Regions from separate parts of the Homo sapiens genome. Here region 1 is linked to region 2. Evidence: read pairs that join two places in POLR2A ChIA-PET (ENCODE). Cell type or tissue: CD4-positive, alpha-beta T cell. All regions are shown on one strand. Each heading gives the region's core, and the rest is flanking DNA. Links, peaks and the distances in the headings are about the cores only.

Region 1 (5,368 bases), core at 166-5,165, 140 kb after region 2:
GCTGTGTACTTCTTCTTGCATCACATCAGCAGGAACATAATGTCTAGTTGTCCTACTTTTAGTGATGTTAAAACTGATCACTAGTGAGGACAGACTGATCCATCATAAATTCCACAGTAAGCTTTTCATCTAATAGTTTGAAAAATCATTGATGATCACCACTTTGGGATTTTACACTGTCTCTTTAACCTTCAAAAATTAGTTATATGTAGAAAGAAACAGCTCAATGAATTTAGGATCCCAAAGAATTAACCTTAACACAAGGAAAACAGACCATCTCCCCTCTCCTTTGGAATTCAATTTCAAATACATGTATTAAATAGAATCATCCCTCAGTATCCACAGGAGATTTGTTCTGGGCCCCATGTGAATACCAAAAATCCATGGATGCTCAAGCCCTTGACATAAAATTATATGCACATCCTCCTATATACTTTAAATAGTCTCTAGAGTGTTTATAATGCCTTAGACAATGTAAAGGCTATGTAAATAGTTGCTATACTATATTTTTTATTTGAAATTTTTATTGTTAGATTTCAAAAGGTTTTTATTTGTTTGTTTGTTTTTAGAGATAGGGACTCACTATGTTGCTCAGGCTGGTCTCAAGCTCCTGGGCTCAAATGATCCTCCCCTTGTGGCCTCCCAAAGTGCTGGGATTACAGGTGTAAGCCACCACACTCAGCCAGATTTTTTTTCTTAATCGTTTCTTTTCCCCTGAATGGTTTTGATCCACAGTTGGTTGAATCTGTGAATGTGGGACCTTGGGATATGGAGGGCTGACTATACCTATTTAGGCATCTAGTCTCAGTCTCAGGGTAAATAAACGACATAAATAACTACTTAAAGTTGGTGTAATAACAAATATGTATGAAGTGCCAAGAGCACCTAGATGAAGGGGTAAACAGTTCTGTTTATAGAACTTACAGAAAGTGGAACTGAACTGGAGGATGAGCTCAGAATCTCCAACCTCATTCCACTCTACTCTCCTTAACTTAGTTCTAGCCATGTAGATCATCCTCTAGTTCCTCAAAACTACCAAAGTTCTTTCCCACTTTAGGGTTTCCATACTCTACCTGGACCTATCTTTGTCACACTTGTCCTCTGGCTATCTCCTACTCATTCATTAGATCAGTTAGTATATCACTTCCTCAGTTAGCCTTTCTCAGACTCCCCAGTTCTCCCTTATTTTTCTCAGAGCAACCTTAATTTCTTTATATCATTTTTCACAATATGTAATTACATAACCACATGTGGTGGCCGGGTGCGGTGGCACACGTCTGTAATCCCAGCACTTTGGGAGACTGAGGCGGGCAGATCACTTGAGGTCAGAAGTTCAAGACCATCCTGGCCAATATGGTGAAACCCCGTCTCTACTAAAAATACAAAAATTAGCTGGGCATGGTGGTGGGCACCTGTAGTCCCAGCTACTCAGGAGGCTGAAGCAGGAGAATCGCTTGAACCCAGGAGGCAGCGGCTGCAGTGAGCCAAGATGTGCCACTGCACTCCAGCCTGTGCAACAGAGGATACTCTGTTTAAAAAAAAAACAAAAAAATCTGTGTGGGATTATTTGTTCTAAGTCTCTCTCCTTCAGTAGAATGTAAGCTCCATGAGGGTAGGCTATATTGTCCACCATGGTATATATTCAGTGCTTTGTATAGTGCTAGAGACATAGCGCTAAATACACATTTATTGAATGAACGAAGGAGTAGCAGCAGCAGGCTGACTCCCCTGATCACCCAGCTGGCCTAGTTTCTGCCATCACTTTGCCATCCCAGAATGACTCAGGTAGAGTCCAGTCCAGCCCAGCGCCCAGAGCGACTGTCCTCTCCTCTGCAGCATTTCAGATCCTCCTCAATGACCTGGTTTAGGGAGGCAGACATAAGCGCCCCGTGAGTAGAGTTAGAGACTTTCTCAGTGGCTCCCTACAGGAATGATATTACCTTGGGGGTTTTGAGCACAAATTTCTGTTTGCTTTCATCAGGACCCAGCTGTGCCTTCAGTTTCAGGAGTTTCGCCACCTCCTCCTCGATCTGTGGAGGGAAAGAAGGCGCTGAGCTATCCATCTGTCACTCTCCTCCCTCCCCCGCCATTCATTCAATATTCCTCCCTCATCACATCTCTCTGCTCAGGCCTAGCTTTGTTTCTCTCGGGACCCACCCCGGATGTCTCCCCACGCAGCCCACTCTCCTCCCTACAAGACTGGTCGCTTCCCTCACATCTCTACCCTATGTCCCGAACACCCTGGCTTTACGTCCTCCCAGGCTTTGCCTTGGCCCTCTCCCCTGCTGCCTAAATCTCACCAGCTCGGCGCTGGCCTTCTGCTGCTTGAGGCCTCGCACGCGCTCTCCCTGAAGTTTCACCAGCTCCTCCAGCGCCGCACGCTCTGCCATCCCGGCTGTCCACTTGAGCCGCCTGCTGTCTCGACCTGCGGTGGTTGCCCCAGCCTCAGCAAGGATGACTTCCGGCTATCGAGTCGCTGGGTCGCACGCCTAGAGAGCCTCCGCCGAGCACAAAAATTATTTCCGGCTCCTCCCGGAAGTGCCGAAGCTGGCTACTAAGGGAACTTGGGAGGATCCCACCTCAGCCTTCGTGACTAGTGAGGTGCGCAAACGCCCGAGTTTTCCCTGGTGCGCGGGTTCCGCCTTTGCAGTGCCCTCCACCCTTCCTGGTGTCTGACCCGCCTCCTTCCCAGGCCTTTTGTTCCTGTCCCGGAAAGCCGGCGTCCTGCCGCGCGATGCCCCTGCTCGGACTTCTTCCCAGGAGGGCCTGGGCTTCGCTGCTCAGCCAGCTCCTGCGACCGCCCTGCGCTTCGTGCACCGGGGCGGTCCGTTGCCAAAGCCAGGTGAGCGAGACAGAATTATCTCTGGTCTGTCCCAGCAGGGTCTCCAGATCTGAACGCATAGCCTCGCGGCCTGTATTCCAGTAGTGTTACAATCGGTTTTTATCGAGTGCCCACTATGTACTGACACTGAACTAAGCGATTTGGATGCCTGGTCATTTAATCCTTGGAGCAATCTTGAGAGGTTGGAGTTTTGATTTCCATTCTGCAGTTGAGGAAACGGAGGCTGCAAGATTAAATGAATGACTTATACACGGATATGTAGTAAGGGAGTATTTTAATTCATATCCACACTTTTTCCTGAAACTCTTGGACTCAAACAGTAACATTTTTAAGCGAAATATATGAATATTCCTAGTAAATGAGATGACTAAAGATCAGAAGTAGACTGAGTTCATCTTAGAATTTACCTCAAAATGAATCTCAGAAAAACATTTTCAGATGTCAGAGAGTTTTGGATTTTGGAATTGCAGATAAGGGATTGTGTACTTGAACTTGGACTTCTCTTAGGGCAGATAATCGCCATAGTATGGAACCACCACATCCTCTATTTTTGGAAGGGCATACAGCGTGCTGGTAATGTCACTGATTAAGTTTTGCCTTACTTCGGAAAGATTCTAATGCTCTCTTAGCAGATGCTTTGTGCTATCGTGAACAATAGGGCACAGATCTTTTATTGATATTCAATCACAGCATCTTATCAGTCTGAGTTTTTTAGCTCATTCAAGAAATCCATATCTTATCATTCCACAGGCTTGTTCTGTGTCCTTGAGCTGGTTCCCTTGTCTTCAAGTTACAGTTTTCCTCTCTCTAAACCTGATAACCAGTGCTACCTTATTAAAAATTATTATTTTTTTGTCCGGGCACAGTGGCTCATGCCTGTAATCCCATCACTTTGGGAGGCCAAGGGGGGTGGATCACCTGAGGTCAGGAGTTTGAGACCAGCCTGACCTGTATGGCGAAACCCCGTATCTACTAAAAATACAAAAATTAGCCGGGCGTGGTGGCATGTGCCTGTAATCCCAGCTACTCGGGAGGCAGAGACAGGAGAATCGCTTGAACCCGGGAGGCGGAGGTTGCAGGAGCTGAGATCGTGCCACTGCACTCCAGCCTGGGCGACAGAGTAAGACTCTATCTGAAAAAAAAAAAAAAATTATTTTTGCTCTTTCAGTAGGAACGGTGACCTGGAGAAGATCACCATAATCCCTACCCCTGAATGGTTGGTGTTGGTAGTGGTGGGTTGTTCAGTGCCTTCATTATTCTCAGATTCTTAAAGTATTTGAGAATATTAAAAATGCGGCTGAGCTCGGTGGCTCATGTCTGTAATCCCAGCACTTTGGGAGGCTGAAGCGGTTGGATCACGAGGTCAGGAGTTCAAGAGCAGCCTGGCCAACATGGTGAAACCCCATCTCTACTAAAAATACAAAAATTAGCTGGGCGTGGTGGTGGCGCGCCTGTAGTCCCAGCTACTCGGGAGGCTAAGGCAGGAGAATTGCTTGAACCAGGAGGCAGAGATTGCAGTGAGCCGTGATTGTGCCACTGTACTCCAGCCTGGGCAACAGACCGAGACTCTGTCTCAAAAAAAAAAAAAAAAATCCATATACAGTGAGGAAGCTTGTGTGGTGAAGACCTGACCTCATATATATTACACGTGTAATTGTAAATACAACATAGATTCTTTGGGGTGGGACTGAGATTGGGATAGATGAAATGGTGCTTTGGCTTCCTGTTGCTCAGGGTGAAGAGTCTTTGCAGGTTGGTGGTCAACAGGGTCAGAGATGCCACAGGTCTGGCCAGTGTCCAGAGAAGCCACATCTCACATTCATTCTTCTGCCAGGTTGCAGAGGCAGTGTTAACATCCCAACTGAAAGCACATCAAGAGAAACCAAATTTTATTATCAAGACCCCAAAGGTAATACTTTTTGCCTACCCTATCCCATTAGAGTGCCTTGGAGGACTGACCTCTGCCTTGCATGTCTCTCTGACCCCTTTTAATGTTCTTTACAGTAAATTTTAAAAATATATACTATTCTTGAGATACTAGGTGCGGCTCAGAGTCATTTGAACTCAGTAGATTTCAGCTCCAGACCTGAGATTACATAATAAGTGTAGTTTAACTCCTTGTCTGAAATGGACTTATTTTTTGTTTTTGTTTTCACTATGGCTGCTTTTGGTTTCCAGGGTACCAGGGATCTTAGTCCTCAGCATATGGTTGTGAGGGAGAAAATTCTTGATTTGGTTATCAGCTGCTTTAAACGTCATGGAGCAAAGGGGATGGACACCCCAGCATTTGAGCTGAAGGTAAGGGGAGAAGAAAGAGTACGTGCAACCTCACTCACTTCTTCAATGGCGTTCAGTGTCCCAAAGGGCTTCTCATCTGTGTTTTGGAGTCATGCTTTCAACTGTGGCTCATTCTGTTTGACCCCTATAGGAAACCCTGACTGAGAAGTATGGAGAGGACTCTGGGCTCATGTATGATCTGAAGGATCAAGGTGGAGAGCTGTTGTCCCTCCGCTATGACCTTACTGT
Region 2 (5,307 bases), core at 308-5,307:
CTATTCTCCCATTCCCCCTGTCAGACACTTCCTCACGTTGCATAAAAGGTTAGTTATCATAAATGATTCACTACAATCTGTTCCCAAGCTTTACCCTCCAGCACTGCTAAGACACTTCATTTTGGCATGCACCATTTTGTAAGATACTCAAAATCCTTTTCGGGACAATAAAATATACATACCCTTGATACCTGAAGTGTGTTTCTGAGGCCCTGAAGCGTTTGCATTACTGTATTAAAAACTCACAGTTGCAGTCAGGCCCGGTGGCTCATGCCTGTAACTCCAGCACTTTGGGAGGCCAAGCCAGGCAGATCACTGGAGATCAGGAGTTCGAGACCAGCTTGGCCAAGATAGTGAAACCTGATGTCTGCTAAAAATACAAAAAATTAGCCCGGTGCGGTGGTGGGTTCCTGTAATTCCAGCTACTCAGGAGGCTGAGGCAGGAGAATCGCTTGAACCCAGGAGGCAGAGGTTGCAGTGAGCTGAGATCATGCCACTGAACTCTAGCCTGGGTGACAGAGCAAGACTCCATCTTAAAAAAAAAAAAAAACCAGCCAGGTGTGGTGGCTTATGCCTGTAATCGTAGCACTTTGGGAGGCCGAGGCAGGCTGATCACCTGAGGTCGGGAGTTCAAGACCAGCCTGACCAACATGGAGAAACTCTGTTTCTACTAAAATTACAAAATTAGCTGGGTGTGGTGGTACATGCCTGTAATCCCAACTACTCAGGAGGCTGAGGCAGGAGAATCGCTTAAACCCGGGAATCGGAGGTTGCGGTGAGCCAAGATCATGCCATTTGGGCGGCAAGAGCGAAACTCCATCTCAAAAAAAAAAAAAAAAAATCCACAACTGGCTGGGCACGGTGGCTCATGCCTGTAATTCTTGTTTCGGAGGATGCCTGTTTGGGAGGATCGCTTGGGCCCACAAGTTTGAGACCAGCCTGGGCAACATAGTGAGACCCCGCCTTTACAAAAAATTTAAAAATTAGCCAGGTACAGTGGCATGCACCTGTGGTCCCAGCTATTGAGGACACTGAAGTGGGAGGGTCACCTGAGCCCAGGAGGTTGAGGCTGCAGTGAGCCATGATTGTACCACTACACTCCAGCTTGGGTGACAGTGAGACCCTGTGTCAAAAAAAAAAAAAAATCCAAAATCTCACCCAGACCAATACTGTATCAGAATTATCATTTTAACAATATCTCCAGATGATTTATATGCACATTAAAGTTTGAGAAGCTGGCCAGGTGTGGTGGCTCACACCAGCACTTTGGGAGGCCGAGGCAGATAGGTTACTTGAGCTCAGGAATTCGAGACCAGCCTGGGCAACATGGTGAAACCTTGTCTCTATAAAAAATCCAAAAATTAGCCCGGTGTGGTGGTGGGCACCTGTGGTCCCAGCTACTCAGGAGGCTGAGGTGGGAGGATGGCCTGAACCCAGGAGGCAGAGTTTGCATTGAGCTGAGATTACACCACTGCATTCCAGCCTAGGCAGCAGAGCAAAACCCTATCTCAGAAAATAAATAGTTTGAGAAGCAATCTTTTTTTAAATGAGTGAAGAAATCAGACCTAAGGAGAAATCTGATGAAGCCAGAGCTGAGTTAATATTGATAAATGGATGCAGTCAGGTGGTCTATACTTAATTTTTGGTGAGGGGAAGGGACAGTGGAGGCAGTATTGATTTTGAGGAAGCCAAACAGGACAGCCTGATGAATTCAAGATTTCCAGCATATATACATCTTCACCAATCCCACCACCTTGCTCCAGCCTGTCATATCACTGTGTCTACATAAAAAAAAAAAACAAAAAAAAAACTCCAAGGCCAAACTCTCTGACCTTTCTTTCCTTCTAAAGACCAAGCCCTCCTCACTAGCCCCCTGCCCCTCCTTAGTTAACTGGCAAAGAGATCAAAGGGCAGGCCTTCTGACTGGTGATGCCTCAGCTGTAGCCCCCAAACTTGACTCATCCTTTTATTAGTCCAGGTACCACTTCTTCAGAAAGATGACCAGCCCTCACTGACCTTCCCCTTCCTGCTGTGCTCCAGGCCATCAAGGCATGTGTCACCCAGGCTGGAGTGCAGTGGTGCAATCTCCGCTCACTGCAACCTCCGCCTCCTGGGTTCAACCTATCCTTCCACCTCAGCTTCCCGAGTAGCTGGGTCTACAGGCGCATGCTGCCGCACCCGGCTAATTTTTGTATTTTTAGTAGAGTCTAGGTTTCACCATGTTGCCCAGGCTGGTCTCAGACTCCTGGGCTCAAGCTATCCACCCGCCTTAGCCTCCCAAAGTGCTGGGATTACAGGCCGTGAGCCACCGCACCCGGCCTTGTACTGTTACTGTTTATGGGAGGCAGTACACAGCTGGGCTTAAGGGCACAGTCCTGGAATCAGATGCAGTCAGATTTGAATCCCAGCTTCCCTTCCTGCAAGATGTGTGACTTTGGCTAATCATAGTGCTTTACTATCCAAAAGTTGGCAAGGAATGGGTGAACTAATACAGGATAAAAACGCTTGCCCTACTTCACCTGCCCCCAGCTCCCGGCTATAAACAGTAAATAGCTGAGCTGCTGCAGCACTCAGGCAGGTTGGCCAGCGCTGGGCCAGCAGGAACTGGAAGCTGGTGTGGGGCCTGGGACTTTGGACGCATTTCCAGCTTTCTCTGAACCGGGCTGGCTTCCTAGCAGATAGGGCGGGACCGTCGGGTTGAGTGACGGCCGGTGGCCCGCCCTGGGCGTGACGTTGTTCTAGTGTTGTTGCCAGCAGCTGCACGTGGTCGGCTGAGTCCGCCTCAGACTCAGAGCTGCGCTCCTCGACCTCAACGCCAGGCGGTTACTTTGCTGCTCCTCCCGCTCGCTATGTCAACGTCCACTAGCTGCCCGATTCCCGGGGGCCGGGACCAGCTGCCCGACTGCTACAGCACCACGCCGGGGGGCACGCTATACGCCACTACCCCCGGAGGTCAGCGGGCCGGGCAGGGGTCCGCAGGCTGCGGACATATTAGCGCGTGCGTGTTGTTGCGGGGCGGGGGTAGGGGAGGGACAGACCTAAGACTTGTCCGCAGGCCCCTCTACAGGTTGTAGCTTTGGGGGAGAATGTTTGGAGCGGAAGCTCAGTTCCCAAAAACTTCTAAGTGATGCAACAAGGCCATGAGCCTAGCTTCCGGGTGTTTGGGCTGTAATCCTTCACTGTGGCCTGGGTTCTTGGAGCCTTACACACGCTCCTTACCCCTCGCGACTTTGCTTCCTAGGAATAGGGGCCAGGGCCCCCTACTGAGCGTGACCTCAGCCGGAAGCACCGGGTCTTGAGAAGTGGAGTAGTTAGAACAGTTGGGGCAGTTGCTCCGTTTTTGTGCTGCTGGCTGGCGTCTGTTTGGTTGGGCGAGCAGCCTGGGATCACGAGCTGCTGGGCTCCCGACCCAGGGATTCCTGCCACGCGGAAGCGGAGGGGAGGAACAGGGCAGGACCCTTTGAGGACATTATGCGGGCCAAGTTCCTCTGAGCTAGTGTGAACCTTATAGGACCTGGGAGGGGTCAGGATTAGAACAGTACGTTTCTCCTCCCTGCAGGAGATAGCCCAGGTAACAGCACTGGGTGGAACCCTTCACAACTGCTATTTCACTTCTTGAACCACCTGAGGCTGTTAGTCTAGGTCTCACCTTCACTGGTGAGACCAAAGCAGAGGTTTCAGAGTGGTAGAGGAGCAGCATGAAGTACCTGAACTCAAAGTTTGGTGTTCCTCTTAGAGCCAAGATCTGAAGCTCTCCCAAACATAAAGCCCCTGCCTATACCAGCTGGGATGCCCCCCTTGCTTTATACCCACATCTTGGTTAGGTCTGGAAGATTTTAAGCACTATGAAGGCTTGTCTGCTGAGAACCTAGCTGGGCTTCAGAGCCGATGTCCTTTGATACACAGGGAAATTTGACACCACCCTCACCTCCAGGCCCCAAAAGGCCTGAGTCTGGGACCCCAGTCACCTCGGTACCCAAGCTCCTGACTCTTACCTCAGTCCCAACCCCTTGACAGGCACCAGGATCATCTACGACCGAAAGTTCCTGCTGGAGTGCAAGAACTCACCCATTGCCCGGACACCCCCCTGCTGCCTCCCTCAGATTCCCGGGGTCACAACTCCTCCAACAGCCCCTCTCTCCAAGCTGGAGGAGCTGAAGGAGCAGGAGACAGAGGAAGAGATACCCGGTAAGGAAAGCAGGAATTAAGAATTGTCCCAGCCTTTGAGTTCAAATGCCACTGTGACACAGTGCGGGGGTTCAGTTCCAAGAGGGGTTTCTGCACTGATGCTGAGCCTGCAGATCCTCAGACCAGCAACCTGTCTTCCTGCCTTTTCTCTCTCCAGATGACGCACAATTTGAAATGGACATCTAATCCAGTGCAGATGACCTGGCATGTGGAGTTACAGAGGGATCCCTCATGCCACTGCTGCCACCACCTCTTCCTGGGGCATCCAAAGGCCAGCTGGCCTCATCTAATCTGGAAGGGAGTGACTTGTTAGTTCCAGGCCTCCTTTAGTTCTGAGGCAGCTAGACCAGGGATAGGAGTGGGCAACTTGCCAAGCCCTTAACTCTACTTCCTCTTCAGTCTGTGGTACTCCTCCTAACCCTAAACCCTCTATGCTCAGGGGCTGGAACTGGGGAATGGAGTAAGTCACCTTCTGACTGCTTAGTAAACATTCAAAGAAATGCCTTGGCTCCAGTGTTCTCCTCAATGCTGATTTTCTCATCTCAGCCACACAGCTGAAGGCCCTGGCAGGCCTGGTTAAGCTCAGAGGCCTCAGATCATTCCCAGCTCCCACCAGGCCCACTTCCAGCAGCAATTAGAACCTGAGGCACGCTACAGTGGCAGGTTACATGAGCCTCCAAACCATAAACAGCAATAGCTTGGCCACTGCCAAGGGCTGTTCCTGTCTTCCCAGGAAGCAGCCTTCCTGGAACCAGGGCCCCCCAGCAGCCCCTCCCCTATCCATTCCAAAGCAGGACTCTTGGAAAAGAGGTGCTGTCCCAGCCTATAGCCATCCTGTCTCTCCCTGTGCCTTTTCTGCTTCCCACCTCTAAGCACCAGTTCCTCTATTCCAACACCAAAAACCTTGTACCCTTCTCACAGCATGATAGTCCACCAAGTACCTCTCTCAAAGGGTTACAAGAGACCTTAGAGTTCACACTGAAACCCAAAATGAGGCAGCAGTTTGTTTGGCAAGTCAGAGTTACAATCCCCAATCTCAGTAATCTGGTCTTTTTCTCCTTCGATTTACACAGAAAACCCCACTCAATGTGGTTCTAATCTCTGTAACAGTAGTATCTC

Evidence for each region. Peaks named below come from ENCODE experiments on the same cell type or tissue, not always from the same donor. Only the 100,000 strongest peaks of a DNase experiment are listed, where the experiment ranks them.
Region 1: POLR2A ChIA-PET joins it to region 2 with 11 read pairs; 22 of 35 experiments call an interaction of 5 or more read pairs at or near these places.

Annotation. Positions count from the first base shown.
Region 1 is chr5:140,688,915-140,694,282 of GRCh38, forward strand. HARS1 (histidyl-tRNA synthetase 1) reads right to left here and starts at 2,456. Exons shown (of 13, transcript NM_002109.6): 1 at 2,301-2,456; 2 at 1,941-2,030. The coding sequence starts at 2,390. It overlaps HARS2 (histidyl-tRNA synthetase 2, mitochondrial), which reads left to right and starts at 2,541. Exons shown (of 13, transcript NM_012208.4): 1 at 2,541-2,842; 2 at 4,677-4,751; 3 at 5,021-5,140; 4 at 5,271-5,366. The coding sequence starts at 2,735. RefSeq lists enhancers at 2,163-2,392, 2,553-2,642, 2,723-2,792 and promoters at 2,391-2,841, 2,391-2,512, 2,484-2,510, 2,575-2,891. In CD4-positive, alpha-beta T cell, for the core only: no CTCF peak of the experiment used is centred there; a DNase peak (open chromatin) is centred at 2,487; H3K4me3 peaks cover 1,785 bases; H3K27ac peaks cover 2,155 bases.
Region 2 is chr5:140,544,889-140,550,195 of GRCh38, forward strand. It overlaps ANKHD1-EIF4EBP3 (ANKHD1-EIF4EBP3 readthrough), which reads left to right. Exons shown (of 36, transcript NM_020690.6): 35 at 4,018-4,188; 36 at 4,346-4,688. The coding sequence ends at 4,349. EIF4EBP3 (eukaryotic translation initiation factor 4E binding protein 3) reads left to right here and starts at 2,774. Exons shown (of 3, transcript NM_003732.3): 1 at 2,774-2,952; 2 at 4,018-4,188; 3 at 4,346-4,688. The coding sequence starts at 2,850. The coding sequence ends at 4,374. SRA1 (steroid receptor RNA activator 1) reads right to left here. Exons shown (of 5, transcript NM_001035235.4): 5 at 5,180-5,307. RefSeq lists enhancers at 1,721-2,429, 2,430-3,136, 2,897-2,986, 3,137-3,844. In CD4-positive, alpha-beta T cell, for the core only: CTCF peaks have their summits at 2,884 and 3,085; DNase peaks (open chromatin) are centred at 2,053, 2,763, 3,163 and 4,563; H3K4me3 peaks cover 1,481 bases; H3K27ac peaks cover 3,405 bases.